5 separate regions of the Homo sapiens genome follow, and all the other regions are linked to region 3. A link is a contact called in ENCODE Hi-C or POLR2A ChIA-PET data. All regions are on one chromosome and are shown on one strand. Each heading gives the region's core, a stretch centred on a gene start or an enhancer-like site at or near the end of the contact. The rest is flanking DNA. Distances are from core to core; before and after follow the strand shown. Region 1 holds the start of MOGS (mannosyl-oligosaccharide glucosidase). Region 2 holds the start of TTC31 (tetratricopeptide repeat domain 31). Region 3 holds the start of POLE4 (DNA polymerase epsilon 4, accessory subunit). Region 4 holds the start of PCGF1 (polycomb group ring finger 1). Region 5 has its middle 92 kb from the start of EVA1A-AS.

The links. Hi-C counts contacts between places; a loop is a spot of excess contacts on that map. ChIA-PET counts read pairs that join two places held with the same protein, here RNA polymerase II (POLR2A). Pooled maps may share reads with other maps.
Region 1: a pooled map shows a loop between it and region 3 (4-fold over the local background). The contact joins the promoter of MOGS here to the promoter of POLE4 in region 3. A Hi-C loop is called at or near these places in 1 of 168 maps with a recorded cell type or tissue (CD8-positive, alpha-beta T cell), 1 of 37 single-sample maps with no recorded cell type and 11 of 50 pooled maps. POLR2A ChIA-PET finds 5 or more read pairs at or near these places in 2 of 52 experiments (PC-9 and activated naive CD4-positive, alpha-beta T cell).
Region 2: a loop to region 3 is called in a pooled map, with 8 times the contacts of the local background. The contact joins the promoter of TTC31 here to the promoter of POLE4 in region 3. A Hi-C loop is called at or near these places in 7 of 50 pooled maps. POLR2A ChIA-PET finds 5 or more read pairs at or near these places in 2 of 52 experiments (GM12878 and activated naive CD4-positive, alpha-beta T cell).
Region 4: a loop to region 3 is called in a map of naive thymus-derived CD4-positive, alpha-beta T cell, with 26 times the contacts of the local background. The contact joins the promoter of PCGF1 here to the promoter of POLE4 in region 3. A Hi-C loop is called at or near these places in 1 of 168 maps with a recorded cell type or tissue (naive thymus-derived CD4-positive, alpha-beta T cell) and 12 of 50 pooled maps. POLR2A ChIA-PET finds 5 or more read pairs at or near these places in 1 of 52 experiments (OCI-LY7).
Region 5: a map of GM12878 shows a loop between it and region 3 (2.8-fold over the local background). The contact joins the enhancer-like site here to the promoter of POLE4 in region 3. A Hi-C loop is called at or near these places in 1 of 168 maps with a recorded cell type or tissue (GM12878), 16 of 37 single-sample maps with no recorded cell type and 6 of 50 pooled maps.

The regions. Positions count from the first base shown.
Region 1 is chr2:74,464,037-74,467,084 of GRCh38, forward strand. MOGS (mannosyl-oligosaccharide glucosidase) reads right to left here and starts at 1,346. Exons shown (of 4, transcript NM_006302.3): 1 at 860-1,346; 2 at 460-686. The coding sequence starts at 1,211. RefSeq lists a silencer at 913-1,132.
Region 2 is chr2:74,481,414-74,484,452 of GRCh38, forward strand. It overlaps TTC31 (tetratricopeptide repeat domain 31), which reads left to right and starts at 1,668. Exons shown (of 13, transcript NM_022492.6): 1 at 1,668-1,722; 2 at 1,909-1,997. The coding sequence starts at 1,683. It overlaps CCDC142 (coiled-coil domain containing 142), which reads right to left and starts at 1,585. Exons shown (of 9, transcript NM_001365575.2): 1 at 404-1,585; 2 at 39-125. The coding sequence starts at 1,424. RefSeq lists enhancers at 728-827, 898-1,017, 1,128-1,667, 1,988-2,097.
Region 3 is chr2:74,957,361-74,960,255 of GRCh38, forward strand. It overlaps POLE4 (DNA polymerase epsilon 4, accessory subunit), which reads left to right and starts at 1,283. Exons shown (of 4, transcript NM_019896.4): 1 at 1,283-1,532; 2 at 1,981-2,065; 3 at 2,745-2,786. The coding sequence starts at 1,320. It overlaps LOC105374809 (a long non-coding RNA gene), which reads right to left and starts at 1,519. Exons shown (of 5, transcript NR_187884.1): 1 at 1,372-1,519. RefSeq lists enhancers at 869-1,369, 1,370-1,870 and silencers at 1,162-1,421, 1,492-1,731.
Region 4 is chr2:74,506,111-74,509,440 of GRCh38, forward strand. It overlaps PCGF1 (polycomb group ring finger 1), which reads right to left and starts at 1,585. Exons shown (of 9, transcript NM_032673.3): 1 at 1,466-1,585; 2 at 932-1,037; 3 at 622-774; 4 at 71-142. The coding sequence starts at 1,558. RefSeq lists enhancers at 848-1,778, 1,415-1,594, 2,335-2,394.
Region 5 is chr2:75,430,242-75,433,470 of GRCh38, forward strand. No RefSeq gene overlaps it. Among named protein-coding and RNA genes, the nearest start is that of EVA1A-AS, 92 kb to the right of the region's middle. RefSeq lists enhancers at 2,496-2,575, 2,586-2,855, 3,056-3,135, 3,166-3,229 and a silencer at 2,926-3,015. Within about 2 kb of position 1,635, at least 3 of the 41 ENCODE cell types and tissues checked have a DNase peak (open chromatin) inside an H3K27ac peak, as active enhancers do; they include GM12878, where a contact is called at or near this core.

The DNA.
Region 1 (3,048 bases), core at 96-2,595, 490 kb before region 3:
GCAACCTCCACCTCCCTGGTTCAAGCAATTCTCCTGCCTCAGCCTCCCAAGTAGCTTGGATCACAGGCATGCGCCACCACGCCCGGCTAATTTTATATTTTCAGTAGAGACGGTGTTTCTCCATTTTGGTCAGGCTGGTCTGGAACTCCTGACCTCAGGTGATCCGCCAGCCTCGGCCTCCCAAAGTACTGGGATTACAGGCGTGAGCCACCGCGCCCAGCCTCTTTTTCATTTAATTCTTACAGTCCTGTGAGTTAAGTGCTATTATTATCTACATTGTACATTTTACAAGCAAGGAAATCAAGGCTTAGAGATGGTAAATAGAAATGGTTATACAGGCAGTTGTTTAAGGCAGGATTTAAGCCAGGCAGCCAGAGCCCACTTCATGCTGCATTTGCTGGCAGCAAGGGAAGGATGGAGGGGGTCTGGGCTGAGAAAAGGGTGTCCTGAGGCCCTGACCTGAGGCTCTACAGTCACTCTCCAGCTCCAGTCCCCTCCGTGCTGACCCCCAGGCCTCTTGACGAACTCAGTGGTGAGCCTTAAGGCCCCATCCTGGATGTGTTGGCGCCCGAAGGAGAGGCCGTCGTGGAACTCCCAGCCATAGGGACCCACACCGTCCCCCTGCTCACACGTGTGCCTGAGCTTAGGAGTCCCCGGGGTGGTGCCCTGCTGCGCCCACATCAGTCCTGGGGGTAGAATGGCCACGTAAGTCAAAGAGCAGGGGACCTGTCCCTCCGGGTCTCCGGGTCATCCCTCTTCATAACTCTCCTGATCCATTCCTTCCCACCCTTGCTCTCGCTTCAAGCTGGGGCGCCCAGATTAGGAGTCCGCCTGCCTGCCCGCCCTGGGGCCCGGTTACCGGTGAGGAGGGGCTTCGGGCTGCGGGTCTTCATGCCGAAGTAGACGTGAGGGCGGTAGGTTCCCCAGAAGAGGTCCGGGGCCACGGCGGGGCTGGAGGAGTCGGCAGGCAACACAGGAGGCGCGGAGTGCAGCGTGACCGCCCGCCGCGCACGGTACCACGCCAGCACCCAGCGCCCCGACATACCCAGGGCCAAAGACAGGACCACGACGGCCAGAGCCACTCCTCCAGCCGTGCTACGCGGCCCGCCGCCCCGGCCGTCCCGTCGCCCGGGGCCTCCCCGAGCCGCCCTCTCGGCTGTCCGCACTCCCTCTGCCGGCACTGCGCGGCGCCGCCGCTCGCCCCGAGCCATCCTGGCACTGAGGTCCGCGTCACAAGAGCTCGGAGAGGCGGCAGTGGAGCCCGGGTCCTGCCTCACCTCTCCGGCTCCCGCCTCTCGCCCTGGCGACCACCGTCCGGTTAGCGACACCTGCCAGCCAGCGCCTGCGCCTCCGCCTCCGCCTCCCGCCGGAAGTCCCGCCCCGCCACGTTAGGTTAAGTCCCAGAGTCCGGAACCGCTGCCTGCGGCTTGACACAGGGTTGGTACGTAGCGTCTGTCCTGGGCGTTGGTCCACCGGGATTGCGTTTATCTGGCGACCCCATGGAGTTCACAGGCTCGGAAAAACCAATCTAACGTTGGGCTGAGGCATGAGAATCGTTTGAACCCGGGAGGCGGAGGTTGCAGTGAGCCGAGATTGTGCCACTGCACTCCAGCCTGGGCGACAGAGCGAGACTTCGTCTCAAAAAAAAAAAAAAAAGACTGATGTGGCCAGGCACCGAGGCGCACATCTGTAATCCCAGCACTTTGGGAGGCCGAGGCAGGTGGATCACCAGACATGAGGAGTTGGAGACCAGCCTGGTCAACTTGGTGAAACCCCATCTCTACTAAAAATACAAAAATTAGCCGGGTGTGGTGGTGGGTGCCTGTAATCCCAGCTATTCGGGAGGCTGAGGCAGGAGAATTGCTTGAACCTGGGAGGCGGAGGTTGCAGTGAGCCGATATTGCGCCATTGCACTCCAGCTTGGGCAACAAGAGTGAAACTGTTTCAAAAAAAAAGAAAGAGAGAGAGAGAGAGAGATGGAGGGAGGGAGGGAGGGACGGAGGGAGAGAGAGAGAGAGAGAGAGAGACTGATGCTTTATGCAACACGACCACTTATATTTCACTATAATCTGACTGGTGGCCCCACTCTCCACTAGTGGTAGACTTTTTGCTTATGAAATCATCTGACCAAACCCAATGGTTAGTCCTGTTTTTGTCTTTCTTGCTACCGTTGCATTTGTCGACATCCTTATTGTAGCACTTATTACATACCTGTTTCATTTTTCATCTTTGTATCACAGTACTAATCAATTATAGGCATAAGGCAGATGCTAAATATTTATAAATTCAACACATGTTTATTGTACACCCTATATCGCATTATGCAAGGTGCTGGGGACTCAGAGAAAATGGCCCCAACCTCAAGTTCACAGTCTAGAAGCACAATGCCAGCACTCAATGCATGTTGAACCATACCCATTTTTTTTTTTTTTTTTTTTTTGAGACGGAGTCTCGCTCTGTCACCAGGCTGGAGTGCAATGGCATGATCTCGGCTCACTGCAACCTCTGCCTCCAGGGTTCAAGTGATTCTCCTGCCTCAGCCTCACGAGTAGCTGGGATTACAGGTGCCCACCACCACGCCCAGCTAATTTTTGTATTTTTAGTAGAGATGGAGTTTCACCAGGTTTGCCAGGCTGGTCTCGAACTCCTGACCTCAGGTGATCCACCCACCTCGGCCTCCCAAAGTGCTGGGATTACAGGCGTGAGCCACCGCGCCTGGCCAGACCACCCCCATTTTTACAGATGAGGAGAGTAGTTAAGACTGACCCAAAATAACAGCCAGTTAATTATGGAGCTGGGGAACTCAAATCCAGGTTGTTCTTTTGACTTTAGAATAAGGCCTCTTAGGGCAGGCGCAGTGGCTCAAGCCTGTAGTCCCAGCACTTTGGGAGGCAAAGGCGGGCGGATCACCTGAGGCTGGGAGTTCGAGACCAGCCTGACCGACATGGAGAAACCCCGTCTCTACTAAAAAATACAAAATTATCTGGGCATGGTGGTGCATGCCTGTAATCCCAGCTACTCGTGACACTGAGGCAGGAGAATCACTTG
Region 2 (3,039 bases), core at 418-2,917, 480 kb before region 3:
TGGGACTTATGTCACCCCCAGTGCCCCTTCCTTCTCACCTTGGTCCCAGCTCCAGATAAGCGACTGATGAAGTAGTCTGTGACACAAAGATGCCAGCTCCTTCTCACACTCCTGAGGCAGGGATGCTAGTGGGAGAAATGACTCTGGGGCCTGAAAACAAGGTCTCACTTTCCACAACCCCTGCCCACTCAATGATGAGGCAAGAAGGCATGCTTCCTCCAAGACTCGGGACTGGGGTGGAAAGCAAGACTTTGCCTTGAAAGCTCAGAAGCTATAGTCTGAACCCAGGGGTGTTCTTTCTAAAGGGCCTGCTTTTGCCTTCAGGATGGCAGGTCAGTGAGTTGGCCAAGGGGAAGGAAGAGACCCCAGCCTTCCCAAACGCCCACCCAAGCCCATCACTCACCCTGACCCAGTGCCTGACTCAGCTGTTGCGCTGTTGCCCTGGGGTCCCTCCAGGGTCCCAGATTTAGGTCCAGACTCTGAGCACAGGCTGCCCACAGCAGGGTCCAGTATTGGCTCCACAAGGCCCCAGCCCCTCCGAGCCCTAGTCCACAGCTGGCTGAACCCGCCACGCCCCCGACCAGGCCCAGCAGCCCTGGTAGCAGATCCCCCTCCTCTTGGCACCGCCTGCGGAGCTGGTCCCTCAACGCCGATCCTTGGAGCGCCTCGTCCAGCCGACTTGCCACCTGGCAACCCCGCTCCCCCGTCAAGAGGCGGAGCACACGGGACGTGGGGAAAGGACGTGCGGCCCCTGGGACGTGGCTCAAGGCTTTTCTCTGTAGTGTGTGGTAGGCGGGAAGTGCAAAGAGCAGCTCGGCGAGTTGGGACGACAGGCCCGGGCTGGCGGGCTCCCGGCCGAGAGCGCGAAGCTGCATCTCGATGACAGCCTCCAGGCACTGGGCGGCTAGTCCGATGGGGCGCGCTAGCAGCAGCGGCTCGAGAGTCTCCCCAGGGCCGATTCGCAGAACCGCCCCTTGGGAAGGGTGCAGCTGCAGGTCGCGGCACCACTGGGGCAAGGGGCTAGGGCCGCCGGATGGCGAGCCAGGACTCAGGGTCTTCATGAGTCGCACAGCCGACTGTAGGTGGTAGGCGCAGTCTCGGGCCTGGAGGAGCTGCTCCCGCTCGCGATGCAGCCGCAGCAACACCGCCCGGAGACGCTGCAGCGCGGGAGGGATCGGGCCGCCACCTGCGGGCCCCCGCCTCCAGGCCGCAGCATCAGCCTCGTAGTCCTCGCTCACATCCGCCGGCGTCGGCCACCACGGCGTCCCTCCAGAAGTTCCGCTCGGCCAGCAGTGAACCTCCCAGCGAAGACCGCCCGTTCGACTTCTCTCCCACTGCTCCTCCCCAGTGCCCCCGGGTTGCGCCCTCAGCGGGGGCACGATAACGAGTGGAGGCAGGCTACCTGAGCGAGACGCCTGGGCCATGGGGCGGCGGGTCCAGAACGAACCTAACGATTCCCACTTCCCTGCACGGACCAACGCCCGCCGCAGCTCGGACTTCGCCCCATCGCAAGAGCCGTTTTCTCCAGTCCGGGAGTCGCGGGGACCTTCATGGACTCTCTCGTGCTCCGTAATGGGAGGCTTCTGCCCCTAACAAACATGGCCGCCCACTCTGTCCCACCCCGCCCTTTGGCTGGTATCAAATACTAGACTACCTTTCATTTCCGGGTCACTGTAGATGCGATGGCGCCGATTCCAAAGACTGTGGGGCGGATCAAGCTAGGTGAGCGGTATGACAAGACCAGTGGGGGTCTAGGAGGGCAGAGGCAGCCCCTCTTGGGTCCACCTGTGGTCTGAACGTTTCGAGTAGGATTTTATGCAGAGGGCGGAGAGTCGAGGGTAGAGTGGGGAGGACTCTAGCCCATCTGTCCCGAGCCCGCTGACGAGGCTCCGCCTTCCTTTCCTGTAGACTGCTCTCTACGGCCCAGCTGCCCACTGGAGGTCGCTGCTGCACCCAAACTTTGCAAGGAATTCGGTCCAGAGGATTACGGCGAAGAGGTAAAAGCGACCCTCAGTTTCCCCCAGTCCTGCTCATTTTGGTCACGCCTCTTTGAAGTCAGCTGTGCAGAAACCCGCGACGGATGGGCGCCAGACGGGGCTCTGGAGGCTTTGGGGAGTTGTAGTCTCCGGCCATGCCCTTGAGGATCTTAGGCAAGTGAGGGGCAGGGGATCAGGAGGATGATCCTGATGTAACAGATGCTCGAAGTGGGTAGAATTGAGCAGACAAGGGTCTCTGAGTTGAGGATTAGGGAGTGGGTACGAGTTCCTTGGGAAAAGATGGAGGCCGGGCGCGGTGGCTTGTGCCTGTAATCTCAACACTTTGGGAGGCTGAGACGGGAGGATTGCTTGAGCCCAGGAGTTAGAGACCAGCCTGGGCAACATAGTGAGACCCCATCTCTACAAAAATGTTTTTAAAAAATTTAGCCCGCGTGGTGGGTGGGGGATCTCTTGAGCGCGGGAGGTCAAGGTTTCAGTGAACCATGATCGTGCCACTGCACTCCAGCCTGGGGAACGGTGAGACTCTGTCTAAAAAAAAAAAAAAGCTGGGCCCAGTGGCTCACACCTGTAATCTCAGCACTTTGGGAGGCCTAGGGGGGCGGATCACTTGAGGTCGGGAGTTCGAGACCAGCCTGGCCAACATGGTGAAACGCCATCTCTACCAAAAATACGAAAAACTAGCTGGGCGTGGTGGTGTGCGCCTGTAATCCCAGTCACTGGGGTTACTGAGGCAGGAGAATCGCTTGAACCCGGGAGGCAGAGGTTGCAGTGAGCCAAGATCACACCACTGCACTCCAGCCTGGGCAACAGAGGGAGACTCCATTTCAAAAAAAAAATGAAAAAATATCTTTTTATAGATGGAGGGGACAGTGTGAGCAAAGACAGTAAAACAAGGAAAAGTTGAGAGAACTTTACCAAAGTGAGACCAGAGTAGAGAATCTGGTTGGAACAGTAAAAGATGGGGTGGGAGAGAAGGCAGCAGATGGCTTGAAAGGCTTTGACTTAGCACAGGGGTTTGGATGTTCTCAAGTAGGCAACAGAG
Region 3 (2,895 bases), core at 33-2,532:
CAGCTTCATCTTGGCTTCACCACATTCTGCCCTGTGTATGCGACTCAGTAACCACTCTGCACCTCAATTTTTTCAAATAAGGTTTGAAAAAGAAGGTTATAATATTTACCTCAATAGGGTATTGTGAAAATTACAGAAGTTATGATTTACATAAATCTAAAACACTTTGAATCATGCACATAGTAAATGTTTAAAGGTGTTCACTATTATTATGATTGACTTAGATTAAACCTATTTTAAATATTAACTGTTCCTCTACGCTATCAGACCTCCAAGTGTGGTGTGGGGATTCATGGGGGTGGGAATTTTCTGGAGACCCTTTTCAGGAGTCCATGAGGCCAAAATTATTTTCTTAATACTACTATGAGGTTGCCTTTTTCATTCACATTCTCTCAAGATGTAGTAGTTTTTTAAGAGCTACCTGAGAAGTGCTAACGTTAGCAACAGAAGCAGCTAGAGAATCCAGTTCTCACATGAAATCAGACATTAGAGACTTTTCTTACTAGATTTAAAAAAAATTACTTGTCATAAAAATGTTGTTTGTTAGCTGGTAACGCATTAGTAATTTTAAATCAATATTTTAAAACTTTAATTCTAATATAGTAAGTATTGATATAACTGACAGAAACAAAAGCTCCCTGGGCTCTTTAACAATCTTTAAGACCGTAAAGGGATCTTGAGGTCAAATTTGAGAACCAAAGCTGTGATGCAACCTCTTTTTGAACAAACGTGGATGCCTCACCACCACAATTTCATCTTTTCTAGCCTCCATGACTTTTTCTTGTTTCCTCTGGCTGGGCTGAATTTCTTCATTTCTGCCTGCCAAAAGCCCTACCCCTCCTTCAAGAGCATCTATAACTGGTTATCCTTGAATTTGGTCCAGATTTCGCTGCCTCCTTGGCACCCTCTTCCACGATGCTGGGCCCTCCAGGGCCGGGCCTCCCTCGGACACGTGCCCTCGTTAGCCTTGGAATATGCACACTCTGTTTTGACGGAGACTCTCTTGCGAGCCTGGTCTAGATTTCTCCCCTCACCAGCCAGGCACAGGCACCAATGGGAGGTGCCTGGGCTCCACAGGCCCGTCGGGGCCAGAGGGTCGCCGGTAGCGTCAACCAAGTGCACGACAGCCCACGGGTGGCTAGGCGCGTGGGAAGAGCCGGAGCCCGACCCCCGCCCACCCGGTTTCCTGGCAGCGCACTGCCGCGTAGGGGCGGAGCCGCGCGCCTACACAGGGTGTGGCCTCCAGCCCGCGCGGGAAAGGGCCTGCGCCGCATGCGCGCGCACAGTCGGCGGCCGCGCGCAGCACGCTCAAGGCCGGGATGGCGGCGGCGGCGGCGGCAGGAAGCGGGACGCCCCGAGAGGAGGAGGGACCTGCTGGGGAGGCAGCGGCCTCGCAGCCCCAGGCCCCAACGAGTGTGCCTGGGGCTCGTCTCTCGAGGTTGCCTCTGGCGCGAGTGAAGGCCTTGGTGAAGGCAGATCCCGACGTGACGCTAGCGGGACAGGAAGCCATCTTCATTCTGGCACGAGCCGCGGTGCGCCTGCAGCGCGAGGGCATGCGGGAGTGGGGGAGGTGGAGTGTGGGGCGGGGCCTCGGGGCCTCCCGCGGGCGGGGCTTAGGGCGGCGTGGCCCGGGTTTTGAGATGTGGGCGTGGACCCGGAAGGCGGAGGAAAGGGGCCGGGGACCTGTGCGAGTTTTGTTAACACTCCTCCCTCTTGTTGAGGACCTGGATAGTGAGTGACTTTAATTTGTATCTCCAGGGCCTCGTACAGAACTTGTAGGAGTCTTTAGTGAATGAGGGAGAATACTGGGAAGAGGGTAGCGGAATGGATCTTCATGAAGTCCAGGACAATCTTAGCTTCCAGAACATTTTCTTGCCCCGAGCCTTTCTTCTCCCTTTCTGCCCCCACCCACAAACCGGAGCCCTCACCTCCTCAGTGTGTTAGAACCCATTACTAAAACTTTGCTTTTTTACTTCACAGGAACTGTTTGTGGAGACCATTGCAAAAGATGCCTACTGTTGCGCTCAGCAGGGAAAAAGGAAAACCCTTCAGAGGAGAGACTTGGGTAGAGTGGCACTGCAGTGTCTGGGGACAGACAAGGGAGGGCTGGGCTGGTTTCCCCTTGTGCAGGTTGAGAAGACGTCACTCTGATCTGAGAGGTGCCACAGCGTCTCTCCCCAGGATGGTTTCTGTTGGCCACAGTGCCAGGAAGCCCTACCTGTAGAGGCTGTCTGCTTGGGGTGGCGGGGCAGTGTGTGAAGGTGTCTGGGGTTGCCGTAGCGGACTGGATCCCTTCATACCTTCTGCCAAATTGCACCAGAAAAAGATATTTCTTTTTCACCTAGCAACTGGGGATTTGATTTCTGACTCTTGTCTGGCTGGGAACCCTCACCTGGGTAAGATTTCGTATACCGTATTCTCATGCGCCCTGCGTCTATTGCCACGTTCTTCTCTGACAACTTTAAGAGCAAAGCGAATAAATAATTTAGGGGTAATTTAGGAGGCCCCCAACCCCCGCGTTGAATGGTATTTGCCTATGCTTTTCTTAACTCTTCTAGGGAGACAGCTAATATATATAAGAGTTGCTGGTAGAGTAGATATGGATCTCAAGGCAGCAAGGGACGCATCTTATAAATGCCCTCATTTGCCCAAAGCCTCATGCCCTTCACTGCAGATTGTGCTGTTTTCTGACTGAGGTCAGCATGGCTGAAGTTAGTCAGGTGTCTCTTTTCCTTGTGTTTCAGATAATGCAATAGAAGCTGTGGATGAATTTGCTTTTCTGGAAGGTGAGTTCCCTCTCAGTGGGCAATCATTTCCGCCTGTCTTTTGCATGTTGATGTGAAATTCAAAATCTCATAAAACGGATGCCTGCTTCTTGTTTGTGTAGGGATAATT
Region 4 (3,330 bases), core at 335-2,834, 450 kb before region 3:
TTCCCCAGAGAGCAAAACTGGGCAAGAAGAATGCTCTGGGGTCTTTACTGTCCCGCGGCCAAGGACATACCTTCCCCAGTGGGCTGGGTGACCCGGTCCAAACCTCGGGACTGGTAGAATTCCCGAATCCGTTTCTCTTCACCTAGAAGAAGGTGAAGTATGAGAATAAAGTATTAGCCCTTCGGGGCCGGGCGCGGTGGCTCACGCCTGTAATCCCAGCACTTTGGGAGGCAGAGGTGGGCAGATCATGAAGTCAGGAGATTGAGGCCATCCTGGCTAACATGGTGAAACCCCGTCTCTACTAAAAAATATAAAAAATTAGCTGGGCATGGTGGTGGGCGCCTGTAGTCCCAGCTACTCAGGAGGCTGAGGCAGGAGAATGGCATGAATCCAGGAGGTGGAGCTTGCAGTGAGCTGAGATTGCGCCACTGCACTCCAGCCTGGGCAAGACTCCGTCTCAAAAAAAGAAAAAAAAGAATAAAGTATTAGCCCTTCCTCACTTTTTGTCCTTCCCTCATCTTTGGCCTTCTGCCTACGTGAGTCCTACCAAACCCGTCACCTCAAGCTGCCACTCAGCAATTAGTCCTCAAGAGGCCCCTCAAAGTCAGGTTGGTGACTCACTGTCTTGCAAGCCAGGCACCAGCTTATACACGATGTCCTGCATGACCCGGTCCAGTTTGAGGTTGAGCAGTGGCTGTGTCTCGTGGATCTTAATGTTGCACATGGGGCAGTACTTGCTAGTTTGGAGGTACTTCACAATACAACTCTTGCAGACTGCAGGAAAAGAAAAGCAGATTCTCAGGCCCTCTGGAAACTGGATTCATGGGCTGGGTGGGGTGCCTGGATGCGTGAGGCAGGCCGCACAGAAGCTGGCAGTCAGCTTGGTGAAGACTAGGGACTGGAAGAACTAGGCAGTCTCCAAGGCACTCACAAGTATGAAGACACTCTGTGATGGTGGTGGCATCCACGAAGTAGCCGGCGCATAGGCAGCAAACAATGTGTTCATTCAAGTCTTTGATCTTCACTCGAACCTCCTCCTGAAGATACACCCTCCGTCACCAATCATCCACCCTCAAACCCCAACCCGTGCGCCTTCCCACCTTGGGGGTCGCCTCCTTCATCACACTAGACGGCCAAGCCCCGCGCCCTGCGCCATCAGCCGGGGATTAGCTCCTGGGGGCTGGCACTCCCCCTCCGCCCAGCAGAGGGCTCCGCGCACAGCGGGGGCTTCCCTCACGTGGACTCGCCTGACCCTCCTTTCCCAGGGGAGACTACACAACGTCGGCGACACAACGCGCAGGCGTCCTAACCGGAGTTTGGCAACCCGATCGCAACCACGCAGGCGCACTGGGCACTCTGTCTCTGCGCAGGCGCACTGGGCGCCCGGCCAGCCACCGCCCGTCCTTTAGCCCGCCCCAATTCGCACCGCTGGCCGACCACAGCAGTAACCCTGCCGCCCTTGCACCTCGTTCCGTAGCGGGTCCATCTTGTACACTGACTGGAGCTGGTTCCGAAGCCTCATCGCGATCGCAATCTGGCCCCCCTGAGGAGACGCCATCTTAAAGGCTGATCCCAGCCGGCCACTTCCGGTGCCGCCTGCAGGGCGGGACTTGTCTCCCAGCAACGAGGTTCTAGGTCTTTTCGGATTCGCTCACCCTCTGTAAGGCCCCGCCCACGTCCCTTTCTCCCTGTGTGCTCACCTGAGCCCCACCGGCCCCTCCCCTGCTCAATCCGTAATTAAGGAGTGGGGGGGGGGGAGCACAGGGAAGGGTCTTATCTCTTCAACCTCCTGTAGAAATCATCATAATAGGCCCTACGCGACCTCAAGACTAACTTTCGGAGCCTGCGAAAGACTGCCCCCTCCTACCCCCAAAGGCCTGGCAGTCTGTGCCCGCTACCCGCTCAGGGTCGTCGGTCTTCTGTGACGACGACCCTGCTGAAGAAGCCCCTCCTGGGTCCTCTCCTCGTAATGCCGCCCTGTCGGCGTCCGCGTAGCGGAGCTTCGTCCAGATGGCGGGTCTTCTCCCGGCTTCACGGAGGGAGTTTCTTGGGCTTTGCAGAGTCTCGGAGAGGGTGCCGGGGGATGGGGAGTGAGAGACCCCCAGGGACTTGGTAGTGATCTTATTCCCCCATTCTCCCCCCTGCTGCCGGGGATGGGGGGGGCAGGCCCTGGTTAATGATGATGATTTAATCATCGGCGCCTGCGGAGGCCTGGGACAGACTAATGCAGAGCAGATGCCGAAGGAGGAGGGGAGGACGACTAGGACACTGCCACACACAGACAGGCTTAGGCAGCGAGCGCCTGTAGTAGCATAGGCCCAGTCCCGCACTTGGGGACTACGCGGGGTGCTCGCTCGAGAGCTCTACACCGCCGGCTCTGGGTACTTAAAAAGGGATAAATTTGCTATGAGGTATTAACATCAAATGCAACTGGAGATACGAGAAGGGAGAGATTCCAATGGAGACCTCAAAAAAGGCTTTCTGGAGAAAGTGGGACTTTGGGCACAATTTAGACTTGGGGGAGGGGGTGGAAGTGTGGTGAAATAGAAAGGACGTGGAGGGGAATGACCAGAGGACAGGAAGGTCAAGATGTAGATTTGAGAGTGGTAATAGAAAAAGCAGGGCCATAAAGAGTTGCGATTTTTAGCCTGAGGGCAATTGGGAGCTAGCGGACTTTTTTGAAGGGAGGTTATCCTGTGAAAGCGACATTTTTGTTCATTTCTCTTCAGAGTGAATTGAAGTGAATATGCAGCAAGAAGTTATGAGATTAGTGATTAATCAATTATTCGTTACAGCCCCTGTTTACCTACTTCCCTGGTCCGAGCCACTATCATCTGTCCTCTGTAGTGGCCTCTTGACTGTTTTCCTTGAGTCCCCCTTCGCCTGTTCTCAACATCACAGTTGAGTGCTGTTTCTCAGAGCTAGTGATTCTGATAAAACATGAAACACAAAGGACAAAGGACAATTTTTGAGATGTGGATATGTTTATTATTTTTATGGTGATGATGGTATCATGGGTATATACATATGTCAAAACTTATCAAATTGTACACTTCAAATATTTGCAGTTTATATGTCCATTATACTTCAAGAAAGCTATTAAAAATAAAGTTGAAAAATTAGGTTGTTCCTTTTTTACGTTTAAAACCTGTTGAGAGCTTCCCTTTTCAATCAGAATGAAAGTCAAAGTCTCAGAGTGGTGTGCAAGGGCCTGCATAGTCTCTTCAGATACACCAGGATATCCTTCCACTGTGTCCCCAACTTGAAATGCTTAGGTATCCAAAATGGCTCCCTCCTTCTTTCAGGTCTTTACTCATGAGGCTGCTGTAA
Region 5 (3,229 bases), core at 385-2,884, 470 kb after region 3:
CAAGGTATCAGAAGAGCTGCACTGCTTCTGGACATTCAATGGGAGATCTGTTCTCTTGCCTTTTCCAGTTTCTAGAGGCCATTTGCATCCCTTGAATTGCAGCCTCTACCTTTGTCTACAAAGTGCATAATTTCAGCTTCTGCTTCTGTCCACATCTCGTCTCTGACCCTGTCCCTTCTGCTCTTGTTTTGTAAGAACCCTTGTGATTACATCAAGCCTATCCAGATAATCCAGGATAATTCCCCCTCTCAAGATCCTTAACTTAATCAACCTCAACAAAGTCCCTTTTGCTACATAAGGTAACGTATTTGCAGGTTCTAGGAATCAGGATGTCAATAAAAAGAGGCAAATTCTGTAAGATATTTGAAGAGATTTATTCTGTGCCAAATACGAGTGACCACAGCCTGTCACACAGCCCTCAGGAAGTCCTGAGAACACGTGCCCAAGGGGGTTGTGTCAGGCCTCTGAGCCCAAGCTAAGCCATCATATCCCCTGTGACCTGCACGTATACATCCAAATGGCCTGAAGTAACTGAAGAATCACAAAAGAAGTGAAAATGGCCTGTTCCTGCCTTAACTGATGACATTACCTTGTGAAATTCCTTCTCCTGGCTCATCCTGGCTCAAAAGCTCCCCCACTGAGCATCTTATGTCCCCTGCCCCTGCCAGCCAGAGAACAACCCCCTTTGACTGTAATTTTCCCACTACCTACCCAAATCCTATAAAACGGCCCCACCCCTATCTCCCTTCTCTGACTCTCTTTTTGGACTCAGCCCGCCTGCACCCAGCTGGAATAAACAGCCTTGTTGCTCACACAAAGCCTGTGGTGGTCTCTTCACATGGACGCTGTGTAAGTTGGGGTGCAGCTTGGTTTTATACATGTTAGGGAGACATGAGACTTCAATCAAATACATTTAAGAAATACATGAGTCCAGTTCAGAAAGGCAGGACAATTTGAAGTGGGGGGCTGGGGGGAGCTTCCAGATTATAGGTGATTTTTAAATTTTCTGGTTGCCAAATGGTTGAGTTTATATAAAGACCTGGGATCAATAGAAAGAAAATAGATAATGTCTGGGTTAAGATAAAGGATTGTGGAGACTAAAGTTCTTAGTGTGCAGAGAAAGTCTTCAGGTAGCAGGCTTCAGAGAGAATAGATTGTAAATACTTCTTATCAGACTTAAGGTCTGTGTTGATGTTAATGCCAGAGAGGCGTAATGAGGCATGTCTGAGCCCCACTTCCTGCAATGGCCTGAACCAATCTTTCAGGTTAAATTTTAAGAGTGTCCTGGCTGAGGAGGAAGTCCATTCAGATGGTTGGGGTGGGGGTGGGGGGGTTAGAATTTTATTTTTGTTTTACAAGGACTTAGGTGTTTTTGGGGAACATAATTCAGCCTACCATATCATGCAAGAGAATTTAAACTGTACTGTGTCAGCCAGGGGTTAAAATCTTAATGCCTACCAGGGCTAGGCAGGTAAAGAAGCATCTTAGTCCATTTTGTCCTGCTATAAAAGAATACTTGAGGCTGGGCAATTTATAAAGAAAAAAGATTTATTTGGCTCACAATTCTGGAGTGCTGAAAAGTTCAGGATTGGGCATTTGCATCTGGCAAAAGCCTCGGGCTGCTTTCACTCATGGCAGAAGGCAAAGGGGAGCCAATGTGTACAGAGATCACCTGGTAAGAGAGGAAGTGAGAGAAGGAAACTCTAGGTTCTTTTTTAATAACCAGCTCTCATGGGAACTAATAGTATGAGAACTCATTCATCTCAACCCCTCCCCAGAGAAAGGATTAATCTATTCATGAGGGATCCACCCCCAGTGACACAAATACCTCCCAGTAGTTTCCACCTCCAACACTGGGATCAAACTTCAATGTAAGATTTGGTGGGACAAACCAACCATATACAAACTCTAACAGAAGTAAATAAAGCAGTCTGGTTATTAGCCAACAGGAAAAAGTGAAGAAAGTGAAAACTCAGAGAGTACTATCTAAAGTGAGTTCTGAGTGTTATCAAAATAAATGCAAACCAGTGTTGCCTGATTACCTGATTCTTTTGGAGAAGCTAAGATCCAGATATTTATGTAAATTTTACCAGTTTTATAAACAATTTTCCAGTCTCTACTGGAATCCTACAAGGATTTTCATGTTAGGAGTTCCTGGTACTAAAATACCTCTGAAGACAGCATTGAAGGAAAGAGGCTAGGAATTAGAATGAATCAGAAAAAACTGTAACAGTGGATAAGAATGCAAACCATAGAGGAGAATAAAATATTTTAAAACCATATGCCCAACAAAGGACTAATGTCAAGAATATATATATATTTTAAATTCTCCAAATTCAATAACAAAAAAGCTAACAATCCAAGTAGAAAATGGGCAGGAGGCATGAAAAGGCATTTCGTCAAAAAACAAATACAGAAGATAAATAAGCACATGAAAAGATGTTCTATGTTTTTAGCCATTAGGAAAATGCAAATTAAAGCCATAGTGAGATACTACTACACATCTATCAGAAGCTCTAAGATAGAAAGAATGACTGCAGTCAAGATGGCCAACTAGAAGCAGCAGTGATCAGACGCTCCCACTGAAAAGAACCAAAACAGCATGCAAATCCAGCACCGGCAACCAAGGTATGCAGGTTCTGTCATCAGGACTGACCCTAGGCAGCTGGCGTGACCCACAGAAAGAAAGGAAGAGCAGAATGGTGCAGTGGCCCACCTGAGAGCCACACAGGACAGGGGAGCTTCCACCCCCCAGCCAAGGAAGGTGGTGAGTAAGAGTGCTATCCAGCCTGGGAAACTGTGCTTTTCCCATGGAACTGTGTAATCCACAGATTAGAAAATCTCACTAGTGAGCTCACACCACTGGGGCCTAGAAAACCACAAAGCTGAGCAGATTCTCAACAGCCACTCAGCTAGAAACTGCTTAAACAGGCTGAGTTCCTGGTGGGGAGGGGCAGCCGCCTACTGTCTAAGCCTTCCAAGAGACTTGGAGGAAGGGCAGCAGCCAACAATGGGACTGCTAGCTGTCTAATACACTAAGCTCTTGGGGTAGAGGAAGGGTGGCAGCCATCTCTATAGCTCCAGGCTGCACTTTTCCCTGGCTGGAGCCAGGGAGGCTGGAAGGCTTGGTCTTAAGAGGTTATTCCTCACAGGGCAACACACAGGCTGTGGCAGACTGCAGCCAGAGTGCATCTTCAGGCCTGACCCTGACCCATCCCTCCTCACTGGG